Regions from separate parts of the Mus musculus genome. Here region 1 is linked to region 2. The links are chromatin loops, found by intact Hi-C in ENCODE. Cell type or tissue: left cerebral cortex. All regions are shown on one strand.

Evidence for each region. Peaks named below come from ENCODE experiments on the same cell type or tissue, not always from the same donor. Only the 100,000 strongest peaks of a DNase experiment are listed, where the experiment ranks them.
Region 1: a loop joins it to region 2, with 4 times the contacts of the local background. A loop is called at or near these places in 1 of 42 quality-filtered maps.

The regions. Positions count from the first base shown.
Region 1 is chr9:111,836,013-111,840,012 of GRCm38, forward strand. No RefSeq gene overlaps it. Among named protein-coding and RNA genes, the nearest start is that of 4930545L08Rik, 81 kb to the right of the region's middle. In left cerebral cortex, no CTCF peak of the experiment used is centred here; a DNase peak (open chromatin) is centred at 2,283; H3K27ac peaks cover 370 bases.
Region 2 is chr9:111,895,135-111,899,134 of GRCm38, forward strand. No RefSeq gene overlaps it. Among named protein-coding and RNA genes, the nearest start is that of 4930545L08Rik, 22 kb to the right of the region's middle. In left cerebral cortex, a CTCF peak has its summit at 1,668 (motif pointing right); a DNase peak (open chromatin) is centred at 2,684.

The DNA of each region.
Region 1 (4,000 bases), 59 kb before region 2:
GTTTCTTCCCTCATTAATCAAGACAGTCAAGACATTCCCCCAGACATGCCCACTGGTCAACCTGATCTAGAAAGCTCCTCACTGAGACTGTCTTCCCAGGGTTGTGTCAAGTAGACAACCAAACTAAGCACCACACAGGTTATTCTAGGATTCTGATTTGATAAACTATATCCTGCAAGTGGGATCTCTGGCAGATAGGATTCAGAACCTACCGGTCATATCAGTAAGACCCAGTGTAAATTTTCCTGGGACTGGTTAGAGCAGACATATACGTAGTCCATTCTTATACACATGTACACATATGATCACATCTCATACAAATGACACACAGCTGCATTCCAGGTCATTTTGTGGTGTTACGGGGTATCCGTACTCTTTCCACAAAGAAAGATTATACATTTTATGTCCGTTAATGATGTTCACTTACATCAGATTACTCAGCAGATTTTCATAAGGCTTTTGCTCCTCAACAAAAGTCTAGGAGAATTTTCTTGCATGTGTACCTAAAGTTGCAAGGGTATAAAAATTAACAAGAATTAATCTTTGAAAGTCATTTTGATTCCTCAAAACACAAATACTTGAATAAATTGAAATCAATGTGGGGAGAAAGATGAGATTAATATTTCTTGTGATAACTTGATACAGCCTTCAGAACTCGACATGAGGATTTTAAAGGAAGAATTACCTTATCCTGTAGATATTTTGGAACAAGATATAGAAAACGTTAACCGCAGATATTCCAGTCTTCCCTGTGATCACTAAATGGATACAACTAACACTGAAGGAGATAGGTTGGTTGCTTTTACAACTTCTGGAGAATCCTGAGACAGCAGACGTGGGGAACCTTGCCCTGGGTCACTAGCAAAGACAGAATGAAAGTGAGGCTGCCTGAAAATCTAGGACATGAGGCTTCCTTAGTCTGCTTAGGCTCCTAATAGTGTCATTAACTGGAGACAATGAAAGTGCTCACCCTTAGAAACTAATTTTTGAAACAGACATGTAAACAATGAGTCACTCTCATAGCTAGAAGGAATGGGGATATTTACATGCGATGATACAGAAGGTGTCTGCCATGCTGGAGAATTTCCTATTCCTCCCCACAAAGAGTCAAAGCCAAAATCCCCACTGTCAAGATTAAAGCAAAGGGCAGGGCCTGTGGGAGGCTCTGAGACCATGAGAGTAGAACTTGTAAGAATGAAATTAGAGTCCGTTATAGAAGAGACCACACACAGCTTGCTTATCTCTTTCCCCACATTTGTGATTGGATGTTCATCTGTAACAAACAGCCTTTGTCAGGAGCCAAATCTGCTGGTACCCTGATTTTGCACTGTCTAGCTTCCAGAATTACAAGGAACACATTTCTGTTCCTTCCTCATGAGTCATGCAATCTACCGAAGTCTAACATCTCACACAGGCTGATGGTGGCCACACGGGGCATCTTAAAGGACAAGGCCAAAGTGAGCATGCTTCGTGTAGTAAACATTTCCCTATAAGTTATATGAATACAAACATATACACACGTGGACACACTACGTGCACCGTTACACACGGACCTGCTCATGGCATTGGGGGATTGGGAAGGTTAGATTCTGAATGTGGAGTGAAAAATATCAGCTTCAGCACCTTTCAGAGTGTTTGGATTCTTTTTCCCCAAGGTTGGCCATAAAGCAGCTTTTGCTGCTTAAAATAGAAATTCTGCTCTGGCTGCATCCAGAAAGCTACGCTTTTATGTCAATAAGCAAATCCTAGATCAACAATACTGTTTTCACCTTCTGTGAATCCACACAAGAAGTATTTAAGCACACCATCATGGCTGTGAATGAGCTCTGCTGGCCATGGGCACTTGTCATCCTGGAGCTTGCCCAGTAGCTCAAAGCCAGATGAGATCTGCACCTGTGCACACCTATGACCTATTTCTGGGGATGCAGCAGCTCACAGCTGGAGACAGAGAAAGGAGGGAGAGGCAAGGTTTGGACCTCAGGCACTGTGTGCTTCCTATCCATGCACAGAATAGAGAAGGAAGCTAACTTGCCTGTGGTGACCTTGGTGTGTGTCCTTTTGGAAAGTGGGAATGAGATTTGAGAGCAGCTGTTTGTCTTGGCATTTTATGGGCACAGACTCTGAGATCGTTATAAACACAGTGCTGGTCTTAACGTGGAGTACTCTGCCCCTCTGTAAACGGTGACACTGCAGCTTTGCAAATGCTTGCTGTGCAGTCATTTTCAGTGTCTAAATTACACTCAGTAGAGCTTTTTTGGCTCTGCTGTGGAGTAAGAGTGGGACGGCAGCAGGCTTCTGGACAGATTGCTAAATTAAAGCCTGGTTGAATCAGGATCAGTGTTGACTGTGTGCAGATGAGCAGACAGAACCTACCTGCTGTGGGCTTACTGAATACATTTTCACTGAAGGGAACTTAAATTTAGAAAAGGGAGCTAACAATGTGTAGGATACCCGTATGCCAGCCTCAGCCAAATATTTCCAATATAATTTTCGCAAATTACTTACTTTGAAGTAAAATATTGGAGACATTTTCCAAGCCAGTGAACAAAAGCAGAATCAAATGGAGTTAGGACTATCAAATACACTTGTGCAGTTCCCACAGTCCTGAACAGCTTCCAGCCAAGGGAGCAAATAGCATGTGAAATTTAACAGATTCTCTGCCTCTCAGCTGTGCACACAGCACCATAAAAGCATCAACATAGAAGCAGCCAAGAGGCTCAAAGTCGTGGCCCTGGGAGAACTACTTGGAATCACTCTATTTTTACTAATGTGTTTGCCAATTGTAATAAAGTACAAATTGAGCATAAAGGCAGGGCTACTGGGAAACCAAGAACTTGAGTGCACTTCCTATTTTGTGGAATCTAGGTTGCTCTTGTCATTTATTTTGGCCAGTGAAACAGGTAATACAATATCAGGGGCTTAGAGAGATGAGCCCCCAAAGCCTTGGAACATATGGTCTTTACTTTGGAGAGCCCAGGTGTTGTGTGCAGCTCTGGTTGATCTCTTTGAGGATCAAAACAAAAAACACCAAAAAAGCCCAAAGAAACAAAAAACCCAACCCAACCCAACCCAACCCAACCCAACCAACTAACCAACCAACCAACCAACCAACCAAAAAAAAAAAAAAAAAAAAAAAAAAAAAAAAAAAAAAAAAAAACCATGTGCAGAAAGATGCCCATAGCGGGTGAGTTGAGATCACACCTGATCAGGCTGAAATACCAGATTGTTACAGTCACTAGAGCTGACTGGTGCAGCAGAAGCAGGGGGATTGCCTAGATTAGTGCAGCTCAAATAGCTATATTTCCATATTGGGGTAAACTAATGATCATTGATTTAAAATACAAGATGGAGAGGTAGGTAGTTGCCTACTAGCAATAAAAGCAATAAGCCAACAAATCTTGGATAGGATTAACCAATTGTATTGTAAGAATTATTATCCTCCTCCTTCCTAACTCTGAGGACTTCAGCAAGTAGTAATTCACTCTTTCTGGAGAGTTTTCATAACACCGCCAACTACTATGCATGATGTTTTGGGGAACCAATGAAAATATCCTCCAAAATAGCATCAGAGAATACCAGTGGTTTTAGACAGAAAATTGATTTGGAGTTTAACTATATTTATACATGGAATCTTTATACTGAGTACAGTTGGGAACTGGGGGAAATAGCTCACTGATTAAAATGTTTGTCCCCAAAGCTCCAGAACCAGAGATCCCCAGAATCTATGTAAATCCAGGTGGGGGTGCTGGTTATTCATTTGTAGTCACAGCCACAGAGACTGAGATAGAGGATTCCCAGAGTGAGCTGTCTAGTGAGATTAGCCTTGTAGATGAGCTCTGGGTTTGATTGAGAGAGCCTGTTTTGATGAATAAAGTGGGAAAAACAAGTGGTTGATAATGACTTGTGGATGGACCTGGAGTCTCTATACATACATCACGATCTGCCTTCCACGGGTGCTGGGTGCATACCCACATGTAACTGGGCACACGTGCCCTTGTCC
Region 2 (4,000 bases):
GGATAAAAGAGGTTATCCAAAGTTGATGCATTCACAGGTAACACACACAGGGAGTGAGAAAGGGAGTGAGAGAGGGAGGGAGGGAGGGAGAGAGAGAGAGAGAGAGAGAGAGAGAAGAAACCAGAGCAAAAGTCACACTTTCCAATGATGGCTGGAAATTGTGGAAGTTGTATCTGAATAAAAACCATCTCTTTGCCTTCTTGATAGACAGTGTCTGTATCTCTGATACTTTATCCAAAAGACTGACAGCCATGTGCTTTCTCTTGCCCAAGCTCTGTCCTAAGCCATTCTGAGTACAGGATGGGGAAAACAACAGCAGAAACTCTAAGGAAGATTGCTTCTCAGATGCAGGACTGGCTTTGGTTGGGGGGGGGGGGTCATGCTTCTAGAAAGAATAATGGAGAAAACTGAAGAAAGAAGGCAGCTTGTAGAATTGCCTGGGAACCCACTGTGACCAGTCATCTACCTATTTGTTGTCTGAGCATTGCCAGTTGCTACAGACTCTAGACAACTGCAGAAAACTGGGATGTGAGGAGACTCGACCATCACATTTTGGCATTCTTGTTCTACAGGAAAGAAAGTCTGTAGAAATCCATGTCTTTACACATTTGAACCAGCCTTTTCTTTTTTTCCTACCTTGGTTTGTTTGTTTGTTTGTTTGTTTTAAGAAATATGTTTTGGCTTTTAGAAATAAGGTCTTCTATAGTCAAGACTGGCCTTAAACTCCTGATCCTCCTGCCTCCATCCGCACAGGTGCTGGGATTCCAGACATGTGTCAGCACACCAAGCCTATGCACTGGAACCTGGATCCATCTTTTATAGTTGACCTTCCAGGAGATTTCAAGAAGAAGTCAAAGTTAACCTCAGTGTAAGGGAAGGTCACACACACCTTCTGCATTTCAAATCCCGGGCTTATCTAAATGAAATTTCCTGTGGTTTCCTATAGCTTCTGCTGCTGTAAGTGAAGGATGTGCAGAATTTATCAGACCAGCCACAAAGTGGGGATGAGGCAACACCTAAGAGAGCCTGGGAGGCCTTTGTGATACTAGAGGCTTGGGAAAGGGAAACAAGAAACCCCAGCACCACACCTGCCTCTCTCTAGAAAGCCATTTTATATCTTCAGTGACTTCTCAATATGTTATCAGTGGAGGTGGAAAGTTTCTCCCTTTCCTGAAATGTGCCTGAGATGAATACGTTCAAAAGAATAATACTTTAGAAATGCTGTGTAGCTAATTTTTTAAAATGAGGCAAAGGATACTGAAACAGCCTTTTATCTGCCTGGGGTAAAAGATATCTTTGGGTATAAGAAGAACTTTCTCAGTTTTTGATGTAATTGGAGATTTATGCAAACAGAAATCCAGTTGCTAATCCTTTTGAGGACCAGATCAAATGTGGAAATGAGCCTTATCGGATGATGGCGAATTAGTATTTGATTTTCTCCAATTTAGGACCTTTAGAAAAAGCAGCTGAAGAACACACATAGAAAGCCCATTGACTAAGGAAACCCTGACAAACTCCTAGAACACCTGCTTTGAGCTAAGAAATAACTATTTTAAGCACTTGACAAAGATATTATAATAATTGTTTGTAAATGTAAAAATTTCTCCAAAAGTGGTGTGTGTGTGTGTGTGTGTGTGTGTGTGTTTACTTAAGGAAGCCAGAAGAGGGCAGCAGATCCCCTGATGCTGGGATTACAGGAGATTGAAATCCCTCTTCTCTCCCTACACTTGGGCATTAGGCACTTAACTCTGGTCTTCTTCAATTTCTCTTAACTGCTAAATAATTTTTATGTTTTGAACTTGAATTGGGAGTATCACAGTCTTGATGATTTAATACAGATAGAAAAAATATATAAGCACACATATGTCAACACACAGTTTGGTATCCAGAAAGGGGCAGGTAAGTAGAGGATGCAGGTCTTTGCTTAGGAAAATTTATTTCGTTCTGACAAATAGTTAAAAATATAAGAGATGGGAGATGGCTTAGTTAGCAAAGTGCTCACCACATAACCAAGAGGACCTGAGTTTGCTTCCCAACACTGAAGTAAAAAGTCAAATGCAGTTGTATTCTCCAGGGCTTGGGGGTAGGAGGGAAATGGAAGTCCCTGAGGCTCACTGCCCAGCCAGTCTAGCCTAAGTGGAAAGCCTCAAGTCCCAGTAAGAGAGCCTGCTTCAAAAAATAAATTAAGATGGATAGCTCTTAAGAAATGAAATAGGAGATTGATTTCTCTCCTTCACAAAATCTTGTGTATGCATGCACACAGGTGTGCAGATACACATTTGTAAACACCATATTTTAATTCAACTTTCATATTACACATGGGGGTGGATAAAGGGATGGAGGGAGAGAGGGTTGGAGAGAGAGACAGAGAGAGAGAGCATATATATGCTATATAGCTCTCTTCTCTCTCTCTCTCTCTCTCTCTCTCTCTCTCTCTCTCTCTCACTCTCCACACACACACACACACACACACACACACATACATATTTTCCACCACTTGACACGACCATACACACACGCACACACTCATATACACATTCTCTTTGCTGTCTGAAGATCTTTAAGACTCCATCTCTTGTCTGTTTAGTGGACTCCGTTGCTCTATTGTTATGGCAGCAATTTGCATGGTAGCATAGAAAAGCAAGAAAACCCACCCACTTCACAAAAGCATCTGGTGTGTTGCTTATGTTTTTATCCTCCTCCATGTCTTGCTATGGAAATCCAGATCGAGATTTTAAGGGAGCAGGAAGAAGGTGAGAAAACACTTCTCCTGAAAGAGACACTATTTTAACTGAAATAAATAAAGCAGCGAATATTCCAGAATATTATGGAAGCAGTGACAGAAGAACTTGCCACTATCAAGACTGAGAATCACAGGGTAGATTTGGATGAATGATGTTAATATATTCCTGTCTGGTGGGGTGTCTATAAATAGCACCCGCCAGGCACAGGGTGAGTCCTTCATGATTAGTCTCTCCTGACTTGCTTCATCATTTGGTACCCTCAGACTCTTGACAGTCACTCCTGCTGATTAGGAGGGATGAGCCGGCCCCTTCAGGCTGAAACAGGGCTCTCAGCAAGAAGAGGCAGGCTCTACCCAGGTCTCCCAGAGACCCCTGGAACAGATAAGTACTTCTTCTGTGGGGCCACAGAGACCTCCGAGTTCCCAGAGTACAATGGAGTCACAGTTGACACTTGAAACCTGAAATGGCAACTTTGGGGAAGGAAGAAAGGCAGCCATCCTATTGTGATTCTATTCTGACTATTTTTGTGTGCACATCAGACTTCCACTCTGCCTTTCAGATACCTCTGATGTACTTGACACTGTGTAGGTCAAAGCGGCCCAGGGCACGGCTGTGGAAGGTGAGTAGCTACAGGGAATACCTTCCTATTAGATACGTGATGGGTGGGGTGGGAGAGAAAGCCTGGCATCTGGAGTCTAAATCCATCACGCAGAATCTAAATTGGTAGACAGATTTTACATGGGCAAACAATTACTAATGTAGTCTACTTAGTTCTGAACTCTGGTAGAGACAACAGTCTGAAGAAATGAAGGCACAGGAAATACAGGGGGTAGGCTGTGTGTCTGTCACAGAATAGGCAGCCTTTCCTCCACACTTGAAAATTATTAGGTAGCAACTTGATGCTTTACCTGGAGGATTGGTAAGATATTTTTATACTAGAAATGCTTGAGTATAAGTGTCGTGACGAAAAAAGCCCCTGTTGTTCATAATACTCCCCACTTAATTTTACTTGATATTGTGAATAAAGGGCAGAGGGGCCAATTAAACAAAGAAGAAAATGCAGGAGCTGTAGCTTTAAGGCTCCACATTTCTTAGGAAGACAGAAAAAAAGGTTTCTGGTCTCAGATATTTGCTTTCCTATCGTGGAACTTTCTAGAAAGTCACATTTGGACTGTGTGGGCCTGGTTTCTGCATATGGAATTTAATTATTAATAAAATTCACACGTCTAATGAGCACCTGCTGTCTTCTTTGGGTC